2 separate regions of the Homo sapiens genome follow, and region 1 is linked to region 2. A link is a loop called in an ENCODE intact Hi-C map of the cell type or tissue named here. Cell type or tissue: IMR-90. All regions are shown on one strand. Links, peaks and the distances in the headings refer to the core of each region. The heading gives the core; the rest is flanking DNA. Region 1 holds the start of SELENOH (selenoprotein H). Region 2 holds the start of LOC105369313 (a long non-coding RNA gene).

The links. Hi-C counts contacts between places; a loop is a spot of excess contacts. Peaks named below come from ENCODE experiments on the same cell type or tissue, not always from the same donor. Only the 100,000 strongest peaks of a DNase experiment are listed, where the experiment ranks them.
Region 1: a loop joins it to region 2, with 4 times the contacts of the local background. A loop is called at or near these places in 23 of 110 quality-filtered maps.

The regions. Positions count from the first base shown.
Region 1 is chr11:57,736,249-57,748,426 of GRCh38, forward strand. TMX2 (thioredoxin related transmembrane protein 2) reads left to right here. Exons shown (of 8, transcript NM_015959.4): 2 at 1,360-1,420; 3 at 1,665-1,778; 4 at 2,106-2,182; 5 at 2,416-2,522; 6 at 2,726-2,791; 7 at 2,883-3,012; 8 at 3,851-4,725. The coding sequence ends at 3,997. It overlaps SELENOH (selenoprotein H), which reads left to right and starts at 5,243. Exons shown (of 4, transcript NM_170746.4): 1 at 5,243-5,469; 2 at 5,561-5,706; 3 at 5,869-5,999; 4 at 6,615-7,302. The coding sequence starts at 5,348. The coding sequence ends at 5,969. It overlaps BTBD18 (BTB domain containing 18), which reads right to left. Exons shown (of 3, transcript NM_001145101.3): 3 at 7,266-9,900. The coding sequence ends at 7,886. It overlaps TMX2-CTNND1 (TMX2-CTNND1 readthrough (NMD candidate)), which reads left to right. Exons shown (of 21, transcript NR_037646.1): 2 at 1,360-1,420. RefSeq lists enhancers at 4,945-5,064, 5,385-5,434, 5,585-5,754. In IMR-90, for the core only: no CTCF peak of the experiment used is centred there; a DNase peak (open chromatin) is centred at 5,163; H3K4me3 peaks cover 1,912 bases; H3K27ac peaks cover 1,346 bases.
Region 2 is chr11:58,508,068-58,520,245 of GRCh38, forward strand. It overlaps LOC105369313 (a long non-coding RNA gene), which reads right to left and starts at 6,658. Exons shown (of 5, transcript XR_007062673.1): 1 at 6,484-6,658; 2 at 3,726-3,788. OR5B21 (olfactory receptor family 5 subfamily B member 21) reads right to left here and starts at 38. Exons shown (of 1, transcript NM_001005218.3): 1 at 1-38. The coding sequence starts at 38. In IMR-90, for the core only: a CTCF peak has its summit at 5,874 (motif pointing left); a DNase peak (open chromatin) is centred at 5,874; H3K27ac peaks cover 151 bases.

The sequences.
Region 1 (12,178 bases), core at 1,447-9,446, 770 kb before region 2:
TATCTAATCTTTTGGCTTCCCTGGGCCACATTGGAAGAATTGTCTTGGGGCACACATAAAATACACTAACACCTAATGATAGCTGATGAGCTAAAAAAAAAAAAAAATCAAAAATGTCTCATAATGTTTTAAGAAAGTCTATGAATTTGTGTTGGACCCCATTCAAAGCCATCCTGGGCTGCATGTGAGCCACAGGTTGGACAAGAAGGTTGTTCTAGAAGGTGAGAAAACTGTAAGACGAGTATTGAAAAGGGCTTTTTGAGAGCTCTGAAAGCCCCTTTCAGCTCTCAAATTATATCAAAAGTACATGGATTATCACGATGCATATTGGGTGGGGAGGAATGATTAAGTAATGGGGGCCGGGCTCGGTGGCTCACACCTGTAATCCCAGCACTTTAGGAGGCCGAGGCGGGCGGATCATCTGAGCTGAGGAGTTCCATACCAGCCCGGGCAACATGGGGAGACCCGGTCTCTACAAAAAATACAAAAATTAGCCAGGTACAGTAGTGTGCGCCTGTAGTCCCAGCTACTTGGGAGGTTGAGTCAGGAGAAACACAAGCCCAGGTGGCAGAGGTTTCAGTGAGCTGAGATCACACCATTGCACTCTAGCCTGGGCGATGGAGCAAGACTGTCTCAAAAAAAAAAAAAAAATTAAACATGTGGAATAGCTAGATATTATATTAATGGGCTATTATCAAGAAAACTTACCTGGAAAAGTTTTATTCTACCAGCGTCACATTGAGTTGATATTAATAATCTTACGATTTTATACCATATCATGCTTTATACAACTCTTTTTAATCTGTTATCTCATTTAATCCCCCAGTAGCATTTTGAAATAGATACTGTTCAGTTGAGGAAACCAAAGCTAAGGGATTAAGTGCTTTGTTGAAAAGCACCGCAGGCCTGGCGCGGTGGCTCGTGCCTGTAATCTCAGCACTTTGGTGGATCACCTGAGGTCAGGAGTTTGAGACCAGCCTGGCCAACATGGTGAAACCCTGTCTCTACTAAAAATAAAAAAATTAGCCGGGTGTGGTGGCGCATGTCTGCAATCCCAGCTACCTGGGAGGCGGAGGTTGCAGTGAGCCGAGATCGCGCCATTGCACTCTAGCCTGGGCAACAAGAGTGAAACTCTGTCTCAAAAAGAAAAGCACCAGCAAGTTTGTGGCAGGAGTAGAACCTGAATCCAGGTCTTCTGACTGATGTTTATCCCCGTACACCTTACCTAACTGCAGTTCTTTATTGTTCCCATTCCCAGTTTGGATCGCTATTGGTTTTTATTACATATTTAGTTCCCTTTCCCACCTAAGTTAGCTCTAGTCACTGCATTCCTGTTATAATACTTCGATTCTGTTCCAGAGAGAAGTGGAGATCCTGATGTTTCTCAGTGCCATTGTGATGATGAAGAACCGCAGATCCAGTAAGTTTAGTTCACTTCTCAGACTCAAGGTTAGATCTAATGCCCTTTGGAGGTGCTTTGCTTCATGTTAAGAGAGTGGCAATCATTTGGTAAATTTGTCCTACGTTTAATTCCAAGGCTGAATTTGAACTTGGACTTCTATCCCCTCCCTGTCTCCTATTTCAAAGTGCCCCATGAAGAGGGACAAAGAATGGGATATAGGAGTGCACAGCCCAGCCTGACCTGTGACATCTCTGTGTTTCAGTCACTGTGGAGCAACATATAGGCAACATTTTCATGTTTAGTAAAGTGGCCAACACAATTCTTTTCTTCCGCTTGGATATTCGCATGGGCCTACTTTACATCACACTCTGCATAGGTGAGGAGACTGCCTTTCTTTCTTTTTTTTTTTTTGTAAGACTGTGTTGATAGACTTGATTGTGGAAACCACAGTCCCAACAGTTGCAATCCCAAACATGTTTCTCCATACCCTTCTTCCATATCTCATACCTAATGAATTATATATGTAGCTCAGATGATAACAGTTTACAGAGACTGTTATTGTAGAGGTAGGGAATGTGTTGGTGGTCTACATATATCCACAAGTGTGTATTATTTGGGGGCTGAAATCCTTGGGTTGGTTTGGAAGTAAATTCCCTGTGTAAGGCTTTTTATGTTTCCTTCGACATCTTCTTTCTGTATTTAGTGTTCCTGATGACGTGCAAACCCCCCCTATATATGGGCCCTGAGTATATCAAGTACTTCAATGATAAAACCATTGATGTGAGTGCTCTTTCCCCTTTCTGTTTCTTGGGTCCCTTGTGGGTGATTTTGTAGTTGTGCTCTCCATTCACTAGGAGGAACAACAGTGCTTCAAAATGGATGTCACGGGCACTGTGGTTCATTATGAGAGCCGGGGGAGAGGGAACACCAGGATGAGGAATTAGATGCTAAAGTCTGAACCTTCCCAGGAGGCTATGTGGATCCAGCTGACTTTTCTTCCCTGTATTTGGCAGGAGGAACTAGAACGGGACAAGAGGGTCACTTGGATTGTGGAGTTCTTTGCCAATTGGTCTAATGACTGCCAATCATTTGCCCCTATCTATGCTGACCTCTCCCTTAAGTGAGTAGTGCAAAGGGAGGGATGGTGGAAATGGAGATGCTGTGCCTTCCCTCTCACTGTTTTTGGCTTTTCTTTTTCTTTTGGCCTTGATTTTCACACATGGTAACCAAAGGCATCTCCCTCTCCCCTCTTAAATATCTATACTTCCACTTTCCTTGATCCATTATTTTTTTTCAGCATATTAAATAATATATTCTTTTCAGATACAACTGTACAGGGCTAAATTTTGGGAAGGTGGATGTTGGACGCTATACTGATGTTAGTACGCGGTATGTAAAGACCTGGGCAGAGGGTCTGAGCAGGGAAATCACTTTGAGTGATACATACAGGGACATTTAGAGAACTTTCTGGGCCCTGCAGGTACAAAGTGAGCACATCACCCCTCACCAAGCAACTCCCTACCCTGATCCTGTTCCAAGGTGGCAAGGAGGCAATGCGGCGGCCACAGATTGACAAGAAAGGACGGGCTGTCTCATGGACCTTCTCTGAGGTACCTGAAAGGAAGGGCAGGTGCATGAAGGGTGCAGAACAGTAGGTGGGCTTTCAAGCCCTACCCGGGTTTGATTCACAGCTCTGCCACTTGCCCATTAGCTTTGAGGGTGTGGACTAGTTACTAGACCTCATGTTTTAATTCATTTAGCAAATATATATTATGTGCAGACCTGCTAGTACTGGGTAACAATCATTAGTTAAGATTTGGTCTCAGGCCAGGCACGGTGGCTCACGCCTGTAATCCCAGCACTTTGGGAGGCCGAGGCTGGCAGATCACCTGAGGTCAGGAGTTTGAGACCAGCCTGACCAACATGGAGAAACCCCGTGTCTACTAAAAATACAAAAATAGCCGAGTGTGGTGGCGCATGCCTATAATGCCAGCTATTTGGGAGGCTGAGGCAGGAGAATCGCTTGAACCCGGGAGGTGGAGGTTGCAGTGAGCTGAGATTGCACCATTGCGGTCCAGCCTGGGCAACAAGAGACTCCATCAGGAAAAAAAAAAAAAGATTCTGTCTCGAAGGCCACTGCACCTATTGTCTGTAGGTGTTAGGTTCCCTGTCAGTTAATTGGAGGTAATAACCCCTGGCTTACAGGGTTGTTTTGCAGATTACATTAAATAATTTAGGTATAATTCTTGGCACGGTGATTGGCACATAATGGGTATTTAACTATTAGTTGACTTTTCTGGGTACCTAAAAAAGAGGAAGGTTAGGGAAGATTTTTGTCCTTTGCTTACTCCTTCCTTTCCCAGACTTTGTGTAAAATACCTCTTACTTCCCAGGCTCTTTACTCTCCCTTCCAACCCAGATCCTGACGTGTGCATCTCTTTTGTGCAGGAGAATGTGATCCGAGAATTTAACTTAAATGAGCTATACCAGCGGGCCAAGAAACTATCAAAGGCTGGAGACAATATCCCTGAGGAGCAGCCTGTGGCTTCAACCCCCACCACAGTGTCAGATGGGGAAAACAAGAAGGATAAATAAGATCCTCACTTTGGCAGTGCTTCCTCTCCTGTCAATTCCAGGCTCTTTCCATAACCACAAGCCTGAGGCTGCAGCCTTTTATTTATGTTTTCCCTTTGGCTGTGACTGGGTGGGGCAGCATGCAGCTTCTGATTTTAAAGAGGCATCTAGGGAATTGTCAGGCACCCTACAGGAAGGCCTGCCATGCTGTGGCCAACTGTTTCACTGGAGCAAGAAAGAGATCTCATAGGACGGAGGGGGAAATGGTTTCCCTCCAAGCTTGGGTCAGTGTGTTAACTGCTTATCAGCTATTCAGACATCTCCATGGTTTCTCCATGAAACTCTGTGGTTTCATCATTCCTTCTTAGTTGACCTGCACAGCTTGGTTAGACCTAGATTTAACCCTAAGGTAAGATGCTGGGGTATAGAACGCTAAGAATTTTCCCCCAAGGACTCTTGCTTCCTTAAGCCCTTCTGGCTTCGTTTATGGTCTTCATTAAAAGTATAAGCCTAACTTTGTCGCTAGTCCTAAGGAGAAACCTTTAACCACAAAGTTTTTATCATTGAAGACAATATTGAACAACCCCCTATTTTGTGGGGATTGAGAAGGGGTGAATAGAGGCTTGAGACTTTCCTTTGTGTGGTAGGACTTGGAGGAGAAATCCCCTGGACTTTCACTAACCCTCTGACATACTCCCCACACCCAGTTGATGGCTTTCCGTAATAAAAAGATTGGGATTTCCTTTTGATTGCGCGTTTGTGTGTTTCTGTATTAGAAAAGCCTGACAACTGCAGAGGAATTGCCCATCTTAAGGGCAAAGGCCATCCTATTTGGTTTCACCAAATGCCGGGCATTGATCCCCAGGACTGGCAAGAGTTGGAGAAGTCTAGTTTCCATAAATCTAGAATAGCGGCCACATGTTGTTAGGTGGTGGGTTTACTCTGGGATTGGCCTGCGGTTGCCAGGGAGGAGAGTTTGGCGGCAGATGGTGGCACACAACATTTAGCGCCATGCAAAGGTACAGAAAAGATTGCGCGAAGCGAGGCTAGCAGTCGGACCTAGTCTCCGCCCCTTCCTGCTGTGTTCACCATCCCAGCGTCCCCTGTCCCCTCCACCCGAAGCGATGGGTGGTTCCGTCAGGCGCTTCCCGCACCTTCCCGCTCCCTGCTTGCAAAGTGGTTGTGCCCCAAGGTCCGCCTCCAGGCCACGTGGGTGCTGCGGGCCAAGCTTTCCCTTCCTTTGAGAGAGGTTTCCGCTGTAGGAGCAGAGCTTCCGGGCTGCGCTCTTCGTTGCCCAGTTTCCGCTCAGTGGTCGCGTCTCCGCCCCCCACCCACCAGTCCCGCTGCATTCTCGGCCGGGCTCTAGGCGCCATGGCTCCCCGCGGGAGGAAGCGTAAGGCTGAGGCCGCGGTGGTCGCCGTAGCCGAGAAGCGAGAGAAGCTGGCGAACGGCGGGGAGGGAATGGAGGAGGCGACCGTTGTTATCGAGCATTGGTGAGGGGCCTGGAGAGTAACGGGAGAGAGGGAACAGTGGCGCCGGGGGGGGCCAGGGGCCCCGGTTTCTAACCTCTCCGTCTCTCCCTAGCACTAGCTGACGCGTCTATGGGCGCAACGCCGCGGCCCTGAGCCAGGCGCTGCGCCTGGAGGCCCCAGAGCTTCCAGTAAAGGTGAACCCGACGAAGCCCCGGAGGGGCAGCTTCGAGGTGACGCTGCTGCGCCCGGACGGCAGCAGTAAGTGGGGACCTGGATGTGGGGGAGAGGGACGTGGGTGAAAGGGACGTGGGTTCCGAAGACAGGAAGCGCTATTCTTAGAAACCACGGCAGTCTCATGACTTCAGAGACGTGCTCGTGGGTTCCGAAGTATTGTAACTTCGCTTCATTCTGGCCTTTCAGGTGCGGAGCTCTGGACTGGGATTAAGAAGGGGCCCCCACGCAAACTCAAATTCCCTGAGCCTCAAGAGGTGGTGGAAGAGTTGAAGAAGTACCTGTCGTAGGGAGATTTGGGTAGAAGCCCTCATGCTGAGGTTTGAAATGGGAAGTGGGGGGCGCGACCGCTGTTGAGGAAGAGAAGGCATTGATCTTGGTGTGGCTACAAGTACCCACCTGGCGTGGGTAGCTCACGCCTGCAATCCCAGCACTCTGGGAGGTCGAGGCAGGAGTGGATGGCCAACACAGGGAGACCCTATTTGAAAACAAAAAACAAAAAAAAGACACAATATTGTTTTCTGTCTAGTGTGCCCTAAGTGGAATTTATGTCCTTTGGGAGACTGTAGTTGACTTGCCCTGGGGGTATGGACAAGTTTTCCATTTGGAAGTTTATTTCATGTTACTTCATTTATGCTTATCCCTACCCTCTTCTGTTTGGTTCTTGGGTGTTCTGTTACTGTCCTGTGTTAACACTGCATTACAATACCATTAAATTTGGTTACAAGGATTTTGACCTTGTCTTTGTCCCTAGTGCTTCATACAGTGCTTTGGCATGTTGTTCTGCACTTATTATGTTGAGTGAGATTTGGAGGAAGGATGCAATCCTTGAGCTTCAGGGTTTGTGAGTTCAAGGGTTGGGGAACATGTCTTCCTCAGTCCTTAAGATTGCCCAGATCCTTTCTCTAACCTTATTTCCCTTCTCATTTTTGCAGCTTTGTGTCCCTGGTGATGTTGGAACATTAATGATGGAACATGGCCAAACTTCAGTCATGATCCTGAAGCCATGGTTTCTTCCCTGCCAGAAATGAAGGTTCAGTTATGAGGCAACCCTCTAGTAAGGCATTGTAAAAGTTACTGGATTTGGTTTAATAAAAGTTGAAATAAAGTATTTGAGTAATAGAGTAAAACTTAATCTTAAGGGATGGACAAAGCCAGCCTTGTGGAGTTGGTAGTCCTTGTGTTTTTCATAGCCCAAGATAGCCATGTGACCTGGAACTTTTAAAAAAAAATTTTTTTTTAAGAGCCAGAGTCTCACTTTGTCACCCATGCTGGAGTATAGTGGTGCTATCTCGGCTCACTGCAACCATTGTCTCCCAGGTTCAAGCGATACTCCTGCCTCAGTCTCCTGAGTAGCTGGGATCACAGGTGCACACCACCACGCCTGGCTAATTTTTTTATTTTTATTTTTAGTAAAGGCGGGGTTTCACCATGTTGGCCAGGCTGGTCTCAAACTCCTGACCTCAAGTGATATGCCTGCCTTGACCTCCCAAAGTGCTGGGGTTACAGGCATGATGAGCCACCGCACCTGGCCTGACCTGCAACTTTTATGATCTCTGGTAAAACATGAGAAATACTTGTAAAAATTATGGGAGCAAAGTAAATAATTTATTTTTTAAAAAAGCAACTGTATCTTTTTCAACTTACTTTTTGGAAGTAATGATGGAAGTACATCTTCTTGGCCCCTGCAGAGGTTTTAGCTAGACTTCCTAATACTGGCAGTGAATAAGCCCCACGTTGGGTGCTGGACAGCATCCATCACTCCCACCCACTTAGTATTCCACCCAACACTGCTTCACACCTTCCTCTGGAACATTTTCTTAAACAATACCCCACCACAGAGGAGGGTGTTCTTTCTCAGCTTTTCCTAAATTACCAGTGACTGGATGCCTTATGACCTGAGAGATCTGGCCTTGGCTGTTACCTATGACCCACCAGAATTGGGGAGCACACAGTTTGTTTCAGTTGTCACTAACCGGAAAATAGATTACAAATAAGATGGTACAAGTTCATAATTTTCTATCTATGGTACCCTTGGCTTCTGCCTGGCTTCTGAGGCTTAGGGAAGGGAGGAAGGGACCTACAAAGAGCCAGGGTACACCTGCCTCTTGTGCTGAGGGCACGTGCCAGCTTCTCTGCCAGTAAGCCTTTTGCTAGCTAACATTTCCCACCCTCCCAAGGCCCCTAACCTGCCCTCCCCTCTCCACTATGTTAGTATATCTACCTCTGTTTCTGACTCTGAGGAAGGGTCAGGCCACACGGAGGGAACAGTAGTGGGTACCAGCCTCCCCTCTGCTGTCCAGTCCACCACATCAATCTCTTCCTCTTCAGAGCTGGCAGGAAGTGAGCCTAGTAGTTCAGAGTGACCAGATACCTCCTTGCCTGCCTTGGGAGAAGGGTATAATAACTCATCTGTAGTCAAGGAGACTTCCAGCCCAGTCTCCACCCAGTTTGAGCAGGGAGGTGAGAGGTCCCCATAAGACCTCTGGGGAGTATCAAGGGAGCTGACATGGAGAAGTTTGTCTTCCTGACCATCCAGTGGCTGGGAGCTGGTAATTTCAAGGTCTGGTGTCCAACGGCCTCCTACTGAAAGCACTTCACTCACCTCAGAGGGCATGACAAGGGGGCTAAGGAGCTCAGTTGGCCCTCTGTTCTCACCAGCAGGTTCCTTTTCCAATTCTGTGAGCTCCCTGGGCCAGAGTTCCATGTCTGGTAGACACCATTCTTCCCCTTCAATCCAGTTCTTTCCTGTTTCTGTCAGATGGTAGGTAGGCGTTCTGCAGCCCTCAGCCCCTGGACTCTCCAGAGACCCTATAGGTGGTTCAATGTCTGAGCCACAGAGCATGAAGTCCAGGATCTCCTCCAGCTCACTGGTGGCAGCAGCACTTGTGATTCGGTACTCCTCAGCCTCACAGGGCTGCTCCAGCAGAGCTGTGTCAAATGCATAGGGTTCTCTGCAGTCAATAGCCAACATAGGTTCCTTCTCTACCAGTTCTGGACTGGACTCAAACTCTGACTTCACCACTGGGTGGTCTGGGGAGTGGCTAGCAGAGACCAGAATGTCTTGTAGCTTAGTGCACATGGGGGAGTCCTGACACAGTTCTGTTCTAGTAGGTGACATTTCCTGCTCATTACTGGAGAATGGCTGAGTTCCTGAAGGCTCTTGGAAGTCTCCTCCGGGATCTGGGATCTGGGGGCTATCTTGAGTGTTTTTGAGAGGAGTCTCTTGTACCACTTCCCAGCAAGTCCCATTGACAATCTTCCTAAGTTTAACTCTCCCAACCTGCCCCTCCTCTGCAGAGTCTGAGTTAGGTGCCCTGACTTCAGGGCTCCGCTTCCTGCTCCCACCTGTCTTTCCCAGACCAGATGGGTTTGGGGTGCTCTGCAGAGGACTAGCTCTGCCTGGTTTTGGCTTGTCCTCTGGTGTTTCTTTATTTACACTCCTCTGCCGCCAAAGACGCCGGCCAGGGGTTGCAGGCACTGAGCTAGATCCACTTAAAATGCTGGAAGGCTTTGATGTACAGATACCAGGAGATGGCTTTGAGCGACTGAGCCTGATCTTTCTGGGCAACAGGTGTTTGTCCACAGAGGGGTACAAGCTGGGTGGGGAGAGCACTGTAGGATCAAGGGCAGTGTCATTCTTGTTCTCTCTAGGCTCTTGACTATGGCTTGATGGTGAAGAGTTTTTTTCTTGTGGAGTTGGGCAGGCTCTGGCCTTCCTCTTGAGCAGAAGAGTGCCAGACAAATTGTCTGCATTCTGTCGGTTGTTTTCCTGGGGCCCCTCTTCCTTCCCCAAGGACTTCAATCTTATTGCCCCAAGAGGACAAGGAGTTTGATTAGTGGGCAGTGGGGTGTGAGGGTGGTGGCTGGGTGTCACCACTCTGGCAGAGATTGGTGCAGCACTTGTTGGTTGTAAGCACTCTCGGTTCAGCCTTCGGCCCTGTGGGGCCTTCACCAACTTTCCACCCTCAAGCTGAAGGGATTCCAGCTCAGACACACGGAGCTGACGGGCAGCAGATAGCACATCCTGGGCTTCTTCTTGAGATACTTCCATTTCTGAGGTATACAAGAAGTCCACCAGCTTCCTAAGTGTGCTGATCTTCAGGCCACCCAGCTCTAGCACCACCTTCCCACCCTGAGCTGGCCTCTCCCGCTCCAGGCGCTCTGTGAAGAAGGGGCTACAAGCTGACAGGATGCAGCAGTGAGCTGGAACTGCCTCACCTGAAGGGAAACCCAAATACTTTTGTTATCAGGTAGACTGGCATGTTCATGGGCTAAGCATAGACATTACTACCCAAATGTACTGCCCCTTCTTTTATTTTCCTTCCATGGGACTTCAAGTAAAAGAAAAAAATTATTCTTCTGCCTGCCTGGAACCTTCTGCCATTACCTTTTGCCTAGCTATTTTTTTTTTTTTTTTTTGAGACAGTCTCGCTTGGTTGCCCAGGCTGGAGTGCAGTGGTGCAATCTCAGCTCACTGCAACCTCTGCCTCCCGGGTTCAAGCAATTCTCCTGTCTTAGCCTCCCGAGTAGCTGGGATTACAGGCGCATGCTGCCACACCCGGCTAATTTTTGTATTTTTAGTAGAGACGGGGTTTCACCTTGTTGGTCAGGCCGGTCTCCTGACCTCAGGTGATCCACCCGCCTCGGCCTCCCAGAGTGCTGAGATTACAGGCGTGAGCCACCGTGTCCAGCCCGCTACCTTGTTTCTTTATTCTCAAAATCTACCTTTGTCATCACTTCCTTCAGAAAGCCTCCTGGGGCTGAGTGCAGTGCCACATGCTTGAAATCCCAACTGTTAGGTAGGCTGAAGCAGGAGAATTGCTTGAGTCCAGGGCTTTGAGGCTAGCCTGGGGAACACAGTTATACCTTGTCTCCAAAAAAAAAAAAAAAAAAAGCCTTCCTCCACCCCACCACAAGTCTGAGTTAGGTGTTCCTGGGCAGAGGTACTCTGTAGCTATCATGGCACTTAGCTATCTGTATTGTAATTATCCATCTCCTTCACTAGGCTGTAACTCTGTGAGGACAAGGACCACGTCTGTCTTTCTCACTGAGATATATTCAGTGCCTGACACAAAATAAAGGATCATCATTCTTGCTGAATTTAATTTTATTGACTCACACAAGAGTTCAAAAACTTTTATAGAAGCAACTTGTGGTCTAACAGAAAGAGCTATGGAGGTGGATGATCTGCTGTGCTCTACCCACTGCCTACCAGGCAGTGGTCTGTTCTGAGCCACCTCATTTAATGGGTACTTCCCAGGCAATCTCACTTTGTTTCTTCCATGGCTTTAATTACAAAAGGCTTGCTGATGATTCCCAGATCCATACCTCTGCCTAGATCTCTTTCCTGAGGGAGTAAACATACCACAGCTGGCATGTCTACATATATGCCTCACAAGCACCTTCAATGCAACTTTTCCAGAAAATGAACTTATTCCCCACCCCAAAAAACCTCTCTCATTTTCTACTTCAAAGTAAGGCATCATATTCACCCAGTTGCCTGAGCTTGAAAACCAGAAGTCATTTTTAATTTTCCCTCCTTTACCCATCACATCTAATTAAGTATCAGGGTTTTTTGTTTTTGTTTTTGTTTTTGTTTTTTGAGGCGGAGTCTCACTCTGTGGCCCAGGCTGGAGTGCAATGGTGCGATCTCAGGTTACTGCAACCTCCGCCTCCTGGGTTCAAGTGATTCTCCTGCCTCAGCCTCCCAGTTGCCTGCCACCGCGCCTGGCTAATTTTTGTATTTTTAGTAGAGACAGGGTTTCACCATGTTGGCCAGGCTGATCTTGAACTCCTGACCTCAGGTGATCCACCTGCCTCGGCCTCCAAAAGTGCTGGGATTACAGGCATGAGCCACCACGCCTGGCCAGGGTTGTTTTGTTTTTTTGAGACAGGGTCTTGCTCTGCCAACCAGGCTGGAGCACAGTGACACAATCATAGCTCACTGCAACCTCAACCTCCCGGGCTCTGGTGATTATCTTACCTCAGCCTCTTGAGTAGCTGGGACTACAAGCATATACCACCTCAGCCAGCTAATTGTTTGTATTTTTTAATAGAAACAGGGTTTTACCATATTGCCTAGGCTGGTCTCAAACTCCTGGGCTAAAACAATCTGTCTGCCTTGGCCTCCCAAAGTGCTGGGATTGCAACTGCACCCGGCTGTTTTTATTTTTTAGAGACAAGGTCTCAGTACATTGCCTAGGCTGGTCTTGAACTCCTTGCCTCAAGTGATCCTCCTTCCTTGGCCTCCCAAAGTGCTGAGATTATAGGCATGAGCAACTGTGCCCAGCCTCTAATTAAGTATCAGGTTTTTTTAAAGCTAATATTTGTTGAGTCATTATGTTCCATCAGGCATTGTTCTAAGTGTTTTACCAATATTAATTTATTTAATCTTCACTGTAACTCTGTAAAGTAGCTACTGTTATTATAAATGAGTAAACTGAGGCATAGTTAAGTAACATGCTTACAACTGCAAAGTAGCAGGGACAAGATTTGA
Region 2 (12,178 bases), core at 2,170-10,169:
AAGAGGATAAACTCTGTCACTTCTGTGCTATTCTCCATTGTGGCCAGCTTGAATTAGCCTGGTGATTAAAGAAGAGGCGTCAACAAAATTCCAATGAAAGTATGAGAAGGGAGGATGGAATGATAAAAAAGGAGAAAACTAATGTATAGAGAGAATGTACTGTGTGTAACACTCATCCTAGAACCCTCTGTTATATTATAGCTTTTAATTCATATGAGATAGGTGCTATTATGCCCATCTTACAGATAAGGAAGTTAAGGCTCAGGGAGCTGAATATTGAGCAAGATAGCCTATCTAGGGGTCAGAATCAAAGTTCACCCCTTTATATTTCTGAATCTAAAGTTCATACATTCATCTTGAATTCTTTAACACATTTACATCATATAAATACAAATTATGATGTGGATATAAGATTGTATGTATTTAATTATTAAAAATAAAAACATCCATCACTTATTGTCTTCCACATTCTACTTCCAATAATATAGCCTCACTAAAGATTTTCTAAATTTATTTTTCCTTAAAACAACACAAGTTTATTCTCTCAAAATTCTGGAGGCCAGAAGCCTCAAATCAGTTTCACTGGGCCAAAATCAAGGTGTTGGCAGGACAAGGTGGTGCCCTCAAGGTCTGTTTGATACTAAATCCAAAGATCTTAACCACAACTTTTGAAGCCTTTATAAATTAATCCCTCAACAGTAGTTCAACTGAAAGGGAGTATGGTATATGTAAATATGAGTATGTATTTATATATATTTAATATAAAACTATAAATTTGATATATACAAATGGCTTTGTGTATCTGTGTATATGCATATGTCTTTTTTCACCCCTTATCAGAAGTCTTTGCTGTAGACCCTAATTCCAGTTAAGTCCTCCTTTCTCTCCCTCCTCAAAGCACTTGAGTCTTGGCTGATTATTGCACAATTAGCTGGGCAACCACTCACTCTTCACCTAGCTCTAAGCCCCTTGGGACAGTAACTATCTTCATCCCCTCTGGTCCACTCTCCTTACCATGGCCCCTCACACATGTATGTAAATATTTGGTGAATCAAACAGAACATCAATAGGAAAGTATGGAAATATTTTTCATGCTCTTTAATCCCACAACAAACATCCTATCATCCTCTTGTCTACCAGGTTTGTGCTTTGGGCCAAAATATTAGCTTAGACTTGTCATATGAAAAATATTCAGGAGTAACAGTGAGTTTGCAGATGGTCAGGCCTGGAGACAGGTTTCTGTCCTCATTTTAGAGCATTCTTTCTCTCCTATTTTTGTTCCTCAACCTGAGGTGTTCACAGGCTTTCCCCACTCCTAGTAGCAGAGTGAGTGGGAGCAGACTCAGAAGAAGTGAGGGAGAAAATGTGAGAAGAGAGGAGGAAAAAGGAGAAAACAGGAATTAAAGGAGAAAAATGCTTCAGCTCTGCTGGACTTTAGCTTACCTTGAAGAGTAACAGCAGCAATTTGATTGGTGACACAAAAAGAAGGGGATAGTGTAGCTTGTCCTTTTTGGATGACCATCACACACACACGATGTGGCTAGTTTCATAAGAACTGGCTCAGTCAGCTTGGTACATTACTATCCAGTAATGTACTAATTGACTTTCTGACCAGCATCACTTTCTATTATATTTATCCAGCCTTTTTTAACTTGTTTTTCTTTTGACTTTTGACATGTGTGTATACTCTCAAATTTAGCAAACACAATATCCTGTAATCTATGACAGGCAGTGTTCTGATCTTACATATTTGGAAACAGAAGGATGTGGTGCCCCTCAAGGTCACATAACTGCTTAACTGTAAAATCTGTACAATTCCAGAGCCTGGTTTTTCAGCCTCAGCACTACTGACATTATGAGCTGGACAGTTCTTTGGTGCAGGGTGTGGTGGGGGAGAGGGAGTGCTGTCCTGTGCATTGTAAGATATTCAGCAGTTTCCCTGGCCTCTCTCTAATCACTAGATTCCAGTAACACCACCACCTCCCATTTGTAACAGTCAAAAATGTCTCCAGACGTGGCCAAATGTCCCCTGAAGGGTAACATTCCCCTGATTGAGAACCACTGTTCTAGAGCTTTTAAAAAACAGTGGTTCTAAAGTTTATAAAACTCTTTTTGCATTCACTTCTTAATTTAATTATTGCATGACTAGATAGAGAGAGAGAGAGATAGCAGATATAGACATGAAGAAACCGAGGCTCAGTGAGGTGAAGTGACTGGTTTAAAGTCTAGAACTCTGGCCAAATATTGCTGCTTATTGGTAGAGGGATCCCAGGAAGGGATAACTGCTTGCTAAGTACGTGGTCCTTTGACCAAAGAGATACCAGTCCTCCCATATTGTAAACCAACCTTTTCCTAGACACAAGGTAGGATGAAAACCTGGAAAAATTCCAAGAATAAAATGCAGCTGACTTAGGGTGGATTCTGAATTATTTTCCAAAATACCTTCTGAAATGCTTATTAGATCAATCTCCTTGGTTAATATTGACCACAGGAGTCTATTCACTTAAGCTGTACGTTCAGTTTTTAAAAGCCATTACACCCACCCCCCCGCCCCCGCCATATTGAACTGTCCCTGACTGCCATGTTCCTCTACCGGCAATTAATATTCAAGGTACTTTCTGTGTTCCGTTAATGGGCAACCCTTCCGTTTATGCATTGCAGTCTCTGTTAATAAATGTGTTGAGATCCAGAGCAGCAAGGAGAAATCTGGAGTCAGTGCAGAGAGAAAAGGCCTCATTTACCCAGCACCAAGCCTGGGAGGCTGCAAGGCCTGAATCCAAATCCTGCTGCTGCTGCTGTATCTCCTCCCACTCAAGTCCTGTAAAACCCAGGCTTTTCTGCATGGACCTAAAATAAATATCGGAAGGAGTCTTGAAAGAGAAAAAATATTTTTAAAATATCTACGGTTGAATACTGAAATATCTAAGGTTAAAATATTAAGTCAAAACCTGAAAAAGCATTAAAATTTAAGGAATTATTATTGTTATAAAGAGAGAAGGAGAAGTCTAAGCCATTAAGATAGTTTGGAAATAAAAAGTTCCATCAAAATTGCTTCTAAAGGGGTTTGAAGCATCACCCCCAATCATCACACCCCCATTTGGGGAGTTCTAAAGAAGATTCTCAATGGAATAAATTCCATAAGGGAAGAGACAAGGCCTATATTGTTTGTCACTCTTTTGCGCTTTATTATCCACTACTTAGACTCAAGGCAGCCACATGGTAGACTCAACTATTTGTTAAGTGGATGAGGTAATTAGAATCTCAGCAGTTGAGTTAGAATAAGAGCTTTAATGCTTACTTGCTTTGGGACTGTAGGCAAGTCAATTTTCCTTTATAGACAGAAGATAAAGTGAGATAAAATATAAGAAAATTCAGCCAGTGTGGGCCTCTAGCAGGTGCTCCATAGAAGCTAATTAATCAATCTCTTTATTAAACTGTAGGCCAATCGTATGAAGTTATTTCCCAGGTTTTATTAACACCAGTTGGTAGCAACACCCCATCTAGCAATGACTATGGCAATGGCTGTCTAAGTAAACGTGACTCCGAATTACTTATGGGAAACTTCTGTCTCTATTCTTGTGAAATGTAGCAGAGGAGGTTGGGGGAAATTGAATTAAGAGTCTTTTTATATACCTACTTCTGAGTCTCTTTCTTTTAGACGAACCCATTATTTCTACCTACAGTGCGAAGAATACTGCTTTTTAAAAAGATCAGGGAAATCATACCTATGTCCTTGGGAATTATGAGATCTCAATTCAGAACTGCTTCAACACTGGACTTTTTGAAGTCTGAAAAAGAAAAGAAAAGAAGAGCTGTTGGTCTCTAAGGACCTTGGATTTCAAATAGTAAGAGATTTCCTGAGGCTATGTGATAAAAGTGTAAAGACAGTTCAGCTGCCGCTGCAGTTTGCTTGAGACTGTAAGTGAGCCATATCAAACTGTGTGAAAAGGCTGATATCAGCTAGAAGCTAGTGTCTATGTAGATTTGGGAGCCTCTGAAGGGGGGTTCCCTAAGGTCTCAATTCCAATCCAGGGCTCAGCAACATACAAACAAGCAATCAAAACACCACTTTCCTGAGGGAACTGAAACATTATTATGATATGGAGGTGCCTCAAAGATCCCTTAGGGGCCACAGGGGAGTCCTGGTTCTCCTAGTCACAGGCTAAGATTATTGATGAGCAAATTCTATCAAAAAATGCTTTCAAAGGAGCTTGAGGATCCAGCCACTGCACAATCAGCCCACAGATTTCCTGTGAGTATTGGGAGTTGGCTCTTTATCTAAGACTAAATGGGGAGAAATTTTCAAAATGTCAGATTATAAATGATAAATTGCATCAGAATCTCCATTTTCCCAAACCCAGCTCTGTCTACAGAACTCAGAGTTTCAAAGAGCTCTGTGAATCAAAACACTTCCATGAACTTTTTTCCCAGTCAACTTGGTTTTAAATGAATTTTAACATGGAGCCTACAAGAAGCAAAGGATTTCTTTATTTCAGCTCTTGATACATTTATATGTATATAATATATATTTATATAATATATAATATAGCTTCCTATGTTTCAAGCCCTTCATTCAGTATATATTTGTATGTGTTATTTCACTTAATGTTCATATAACTCTATGAGAAATATATATTTTTTTCAATTTTACAGATGTGAAAACTTCTGTACATACCTAGCACTTAGATCTTTTTCTAATATTATTCTCTAATAAAAGAAACCAGGGCTCCTTCGAGAAATGGCTGGTTCTAGCACTGGAGCAGGGAATATACCAGAGAAGCCTGGAGCATCTTGCAATTCCAGAAAGTGAGGAAATGCTCAAGCCTGTCTGACCCAAATTCTATATATTTATACTCTGTGCTCTACTGCTTCTCTTGGGAATAAATGTGGAAAAGCAGAGGTGCTCTCAGAATCTACAAAACAATATTTCTCTTAGATTCTCACAAATGCATGTTCCACTACAGTCAGTTACAAAAGTAGAGCTTATTTACTCACTTTTTCTTTGCTCTCATGAAAACATTTCCAAGACAAAGCCCCCTGTTAGAATAATTATTTTTAACAAAAGAAGACATACAAAGTGGCCAAGCAAGTGGCAAGCTAGGTGATAGAAGTCCAAGGATATTTTTGCATACTCTTGGAATTTTGTAGCATCTAATCACCTGACCCACATGTCCAACTCTGAAGACTTAGGTTTCTTCCTTATTATTTATTTGACCAATAAAACAACCAAGGAAAAAACTAGAGAAAGAAAGAGGGAAAAACGGGATAAGACAGATAAAGAGAGAAAGGAAAGAAAAGAAAGAGGGGAGGGAAGGGGAGAGAAGAGGAAGAAAGGGAGAGGAACAAGATGAGGAAAGAAGAGAAAACTTCACCTGTAGCATCAAGACTCTAACCACTGAGACAATCTAGCCTATATATCTGGCTTTATAAAATAATTTAGTACTCTTCTTTATCAGTGTTTAATATTCTAAAAAATTAAATAGATAAAAATGAAGACTATCAACATGGTGAAGTGGGGTGGTTCTTGGTTTTGGCAAGTAAGAGGCCTAGAATTAGCCACTTATGAATGGATAATAGATGAATCATTAATCTTTTTGAACCTCATCATTTCTTAATGGCACCCAATATATCCTCTTTCTTTTCCCTCCAAAGACTCTTAATTCCTGGGAAATACTTCTGCTTTTCCACTTTGATGCCTCCAGTGTCTTCACTGTTTGGTCTCCTCACAAGATCAGGTTGACTCTTCACCTCCAAACAGTTACAGCTTGGGGTTTTAAAAAAACTAAAAGGCAGAAAAGGGCCAATTCTGACTTTTGGATTACTTCAAGGCCAGATACCAGGATCTGTCCATCCATATTTGAGTTAATGCTGCCATCTTGAGGCTATCCCAAGCTTTTCACCTAAGGAGCCGTTCCCAGCGGTGGGGCTGGCAAAATGAAGACTTGTCTTTCTTGCCGCAATGACAAGTGAGTTCATACAGGAAAAATGCTTTGGAATTACAGGAAGAATCAAGAAACTACCCATCTGCCTAAAAGGTTAATTTCATGGCCACATAGAATGGTAGCACCTCTTAGGACCCTGGAGATCTCCTACGTGTTATGGTACACCAGGCACCGCAGCCTACAGGTGAGACTTACAGTCCTGGAGCCAAATGCATGGGTTCAAATCCCAGCTCTCCCTTCTAGTTCCTGGAGGGACTCTTGCAAGTCACTTAGTCTCTCCATTCCTCTATTTCTCATTATGGGACTGTTGAGAATTAAAGTTAATCAACATAAAGTACAAATAAACTTTGGAGATACTGGGGGTTTGGTTTCAGACTACTCCAATAAAATGAATATCACGATAGAGCAAGTCACACAATTTTTTTTTTGCTTCCTAGTGCATATAAAAGTTATGTTTACACTATACTGGGTCTACTAGCATTATGTCCAAAAAATGTACATAATTTAAAATACTTTATTGCTAAAAAATGATGATGATCACCTGAGCCTTCAGTGAGTTGTAATTTTTTCTTTTGCCGGTGAGGGGCCTTGATGGCTGCTGACTGATCAGGATGATGCTTGCTGAAGGTTGAGGTGGTTGTGGCAATCTCCTAAAATAAACCAACAGTGAAGATTGCTGCATCGATTGACTGACTTTCTTTTCTTTTTTTTTTTTTTGAGATGGAGTCTCTCTCTGTTGCCCAGACTGTAGTGCAGTGGCGCAATCTTGACTCACTGCAACCTCCACCTCCCAGGTTCAAGATATTCTCATACTTCAGCCCCCTGAGTAGCTGGGATTACCGGCAAACGCCACCAGGCCTGGCTAGTTTTTGTATTTTTAGTAGAGATGGGGTTTCACCATGTTTGCCAGACTTGCCAGGCTGGTCTGGAACTACTGACCTCAAGTGATCCACCCACCTCGGCCTCCCAAAGTGCTGGGATTACAAGCATGAGCCATCGTGCCTGGCTGATTGACTTTCTTTCATGAAAAATTCCTCTGTAGCATGAACTGTTGTTGATAGCATTTGACCTACAGTAGAACTTCTTTCAAAATTGTATTAAGTCCTCTCAAACCTTCCCAGTGCTTTATCAACTAACTTTATGGAATACTTGAAATCCTTTGTTGTCATTTCAACAATGTTCACAGCCTCTTCCCCCAGAGTAGATTCTATCTCAAGAAACCACTTTATTTTCTCATTCATAAGAAGCATTTCCTCATCTGTTCAAGTTTTGTCATGAGATTGCAGCAGTTCAGTCACATCTTTAGGCTTTACTTCTAATTCTAGTTCTCTTGCTATTTCCACCACATCTGCAGTTACTCCCTCCACTGAGGTCTTGAATCCTTCAAAGTCATCCAAGAGAGTTGAAATCAATTTCTTCCAAACTCTTGTTAATGTTAATTACATGAATTCATGAGTCACAAAAGTTTTTAGTGGTATCTAGAATGGTGAATCCTTCCAGAGGTTTTCAATTTACTTCACTAGATCCATCAGAGGAATCACAATCTATTGCAGTTATAGCCTTACGAAATGTATTTTCTAAACAATAGGACTTGAAAGTCAAAATTACTCCTTGAACCATGGGCTGCAGAATGGATATTGTATTACCAGGCATGAAAACCACATTCATCTCCTTGTCCATCTCCATAAAAGCTTTGAGTGACCAGGTACATTTGTGAATGAGCAGTAATATTTTGAAAAAAATATTTTTTCTAAGTAGTAGGTCTCAATAGTGCGCTTAAAATATTCAATAAACCATGCTATAATCTAGTCTTTTCCGTTTATAGAGCACACGCAGAGTAGATTTAGCATAATTCTTAAGGGTCTTAGAATTTGCAAAATGATAAATGAACATTGGCTTCAATTTAAACTTACCAGCTTCATTAGCCCCTAACAATAGAGTCAGCCTGTTTGTGGAAGCTTTGAAGCCAGGCATCAATTTCTCCTTCCTAGCTATGAAAGTCCTAGATGGCATTTCTTTCAATATAACGGTGTTTTGTTTGCATTAACAATTTATCGTTAGGCTGGGCATGGTGGCTTATGCCTGTAATTCCAGCATTTTGGGATGCTGAGGTAGGCGGGTCACCTGAGGTTAGGAGTTTGAGACCAGCCTGGGCAACATGGTGAAACCCCATCCCTTTCCAAAAAAAAATTAAAAAAGGAAAAGAAAAATTAGCAGGGTGTGGTAATCCCAGCTACTCAGGAGGCTGAGGCATGAGAATCACTTGAATCCAGGAGGCAAAGGCTTCAGTGAGCCGAGATCTTACTATGGCACTCCAGCCTGGGTGGCAGAGGGAGACCTTGTCTCAAAAAAAATATACATATATATATAGTTTAGTGTAGCGACTTCCATCAGTTATCTTAGCTAAATCTTCTGGATAACTTGATGTAGCTTCTACATTAGCACTTGCTGCTTCACTTTGCACTTTTATGTTCTAAAGATGGCTTCTTTACTTAAACTTCATGAACCAATCTCTGCTAGCTTCCAATTTTTCTTCTGCAGCTTCCTCAACTTCCTCAGCTTTCACATAATTGAAGAGAGTTAGGGCCTTGCTGTATTAGGCTTTGCCTTAAGGAAATGTTGTGGCTGGTTTGATCTTCTATCCAGAACACTAATATTTTCTCTGAATCAGCAATAAGGATATTTCACTTTATTATCATTCAGGTCTTCACTGGAGTAGCACTTTTAATTTCCTTCAACAACTTTTTCTTTGCTTTCTCAACTGGGACAACTGTTTGACACAAAAAGCCTAGCTTTTGCCCTGTCTCAGCTTTTGCCCTGTCTCAGCTTTTGCCCTGTCTCAGCTTTTGACATGCCTTCCTCACTAAGTTTAATCATTTCTAGCTTTTGATTTAAAGTGAGAGATATGCAACTCTTCCTTTCTATTGAACATTCAGACTTCATGGTAGGGTTATTAATTGGCCTAATTTCAATGCTTCATGACTTGCAGACTTATTTCTATCCATCAATTTCTCAGAATTTTCTGAGTGTCTGCAGACTCTGCAGCCCCACTCAGGTAAATGCACTCTCTGTGGATGTGTTTTCCTTCATCTCCTTTACCAAATCAAGGCCATCTAATATTAACTTTACTACAATCTCTCCATCTAAATCCATCCTATCCTTCTCTGCCTTCCTACCTCAGAATTTCCCCCTCTTCTGTAGCAGGCTGGCCCCTTCATCTATGCCATTGATCCATCTCTACTTACTTTGGTGAGACCATACTATGGCAATTACTCCTGTCCCTCCACCCTCCCTTACTCATTCCTACCCCATTTGTCCATAGACATTCTAAAGTTACCATCTCTTCCCCAAAAATGTTCAAGAATCTGTCTCCCATCCTAATATATTCTTGTGCTATACCAGCATCCTTCCTTCTACCATCAAAATGATCAAAAGTGGTCCACAGCATCTTCCATTCTCTCCTAATCCGCTGCATTGTAGCTTCAACTGTTTCTACTCCACTATGTTGAAATAATATTCTTTTTTCTTTTGTTTATTTATATTATTTTTAATTGACAAATCACAGTTGTATTACATTTATGGAGTATGATGTGATGTTTTGATATGGATATACAATGTGGAGCAATTAAATCAAGCTAATATAGACATCACCTCTTGACCTTTTTTCTTTTTTTTTTTTGAGACGGAGTCTCACTCTGTCACCTAGGCTGGAGTGCAGTGGCGTGATCTTGGCTCACTGCAAGCTCCACCTCCCGGGTTCACGACATTCTCCTGCCTTAGCCTCCTGAGTAGCTGGGACTACAGGCGCCTGCCGCCACGCCCAGCTAATTTTTTGTATTTTTAGTAGAGACAGGGTTTCACCATGTTAGCCAGGATGGTCTCAATCTCCTGACCTCGTGATCTGCCCACCTTGGCCTCCCAAAGTGCTGGGATTACAGGCATGAGCCACTGCACCCAGGCTTGACATTATTTTGTGGTGATACATTTGAAATTTACTCTGTAAGTTATTTTGACATATTATTATTTTCTATAGTCACCCTGAAGTGCCATAAATCTCAACACTTATTTCTCTGGTCTAGCTGAAACAATATTCTTAAAGGTTGCTCCGAGGCTAGCTTCACAGATGTGCAAAACAGACCCTGTGCTCAGAAAAGTCCCACCCTTTGAGACTAACATCTTGTGATTGTCATCTTCAAATTATTTAAAATGTTATCTTTGAATTTGCATTTTGTAGGTAAAGTCCAATGGGACAATGGAGCAAACACAGAAAACTTGGAACCCCAGCTCGTGCGTGGTCACACCTTCTGCTACCTCCCATTCTCTCCACAATCCACTGCATTCAACACTGTTGATGACTGTTGCCTACAAGATGATGTCCCGCTTCCCAAGCCTGACATTCAAAGCACTCTAACCCTGAACAGTTTTTCCAGTTTTTATTTCTCTTGATAGCCACCAGGCATCCTACTTTCTATCCACATAGACCCCAAGGGCCCATGCCGCAGTGTTTGGCACACTGTGGACGCTCAGTGAACTGGGTCCTTCCTTCACTCACCACACCATGTATGCTGTCCCCCTTTGACATATTTCGTGCTGTTCCCTCAGTTTGGAATGCCCTAGTTTTATTTTTTTTAATCACTTTTACTTTTAGGTTCAAATTAATGCCATCTCCAAAGTGAAGTTTTTCTCCGAGGTTTTAAACAATTATGTGTGTCCTATTTATAGCATTTTTTTTTCAAATTGCTTTGTGTTATTTTCTCCTGTATATTATGTCTCCTTTTGTTTCTTTTCCTAGAACACAATACTTTAGCTTCTCCCACTCCTATATTCCTACCTATTACACAATCCTGTCCAGAAACCATCCTGTATGGACAAACTCGTATTAGAGACTGAATGTGTGGGTCCTTGCTGGGCTGTAAACTTTTTGAAGGCAAACTATGCCTTACTCATCTTAGGTTTCTTCTGGAACCTAGAACAGTGCCTTTTGACAGTAAGTACCTACTGAATTATGCAAATCCCATCTGATTCTCTATTTAATAAATTGGAGAAGGCACAGGTATATCAATTTAGGAGCCCACCTCAGGGAAATGTATTTGTCCTTAACTCAACAAACTAGCTTCCAGATCACTAGATGTGATAGTTTAAAGTAGCACTGTCTGCTTGTCATTATGAACAAATATGGAAAATTTTTAAATTGATAAACCCTGGGGCTATTTGCTAATGAAAACAGTTTAAACTGGTGTCTTGAAATATATCTTGCTCCCACTTTTGAAAAGGAAACTGCATCTGTCTGCTGTTACAAAACACTTGCATACGTAAACACATAGAAGATGGAACACTCTTGTTCCTAAGTATAACTCTCATCTGGGCTCCTGCCTCCATATCATCTGTATCCTTTAGAATCTGTTTTAGTTATGTCACCTCACATCTCTTAAATCAACAATATCTCCATCTCTGTGGTCTCTGTCCAGTTACATCCAAAAATTACTTCTCAACTTTGATCATCCTTGGAACTACACTTCTAACTCAACTTTCTTTTCCCTGAGTGAGTGAATAAATGCTCAAAAACCAAAGGATATTCATGAAGGAACAGAACTAGTAAGTGGTAGAGCTGGGATGGAAACTCAAACCTGAAGTCAAGACCCACAACATAAAGTCTTCCCCACCTTTTAACTGCAACTCAATTACATCAGTCTCAAATGATCCATATACCAAAAGATCACAATATTCCTGTCAGTGAGTCTGGTATTGGCTAACAGAGTACCATCCATTACCTAGCTGTTGATCAGAAGGCATATGGAATTGTATCTTTCCCAAGCTGAATTATTTTAAGTAATAGCGTTAAAAAAGATTTTCCTAGGAATTTCCCTTGGATTATAGTTAGATCTATGGCAGGCAGTGGAAAATCTTGGCCCTGGAAGGCTCCTGAGCTCTTTTCTCATGGCTATGCCTCCTTGACCTGGGTGAGCTGTTTTCCATCTATGGGAAGTAGCTAACTGCATAGATTTCTGTGCCATGGAGATCGTTCACTCCTGAGTATTATTTTGTCAATATGTTGCTGTAAAGGAAGATTATGAGCTCAAACTCAAGCTCTTCTCTTAATCTCCCAGCATTTTCAATTCCATCAGCTTTCATCCTGAGCCTTAAAAAAGATTTCTAAAATCATACAAAAACAACTAAAAGCCTGCTATGGTTTCATGGTCTCCATGGAAATGCTAGGAATGGATGCTGTGTTGACT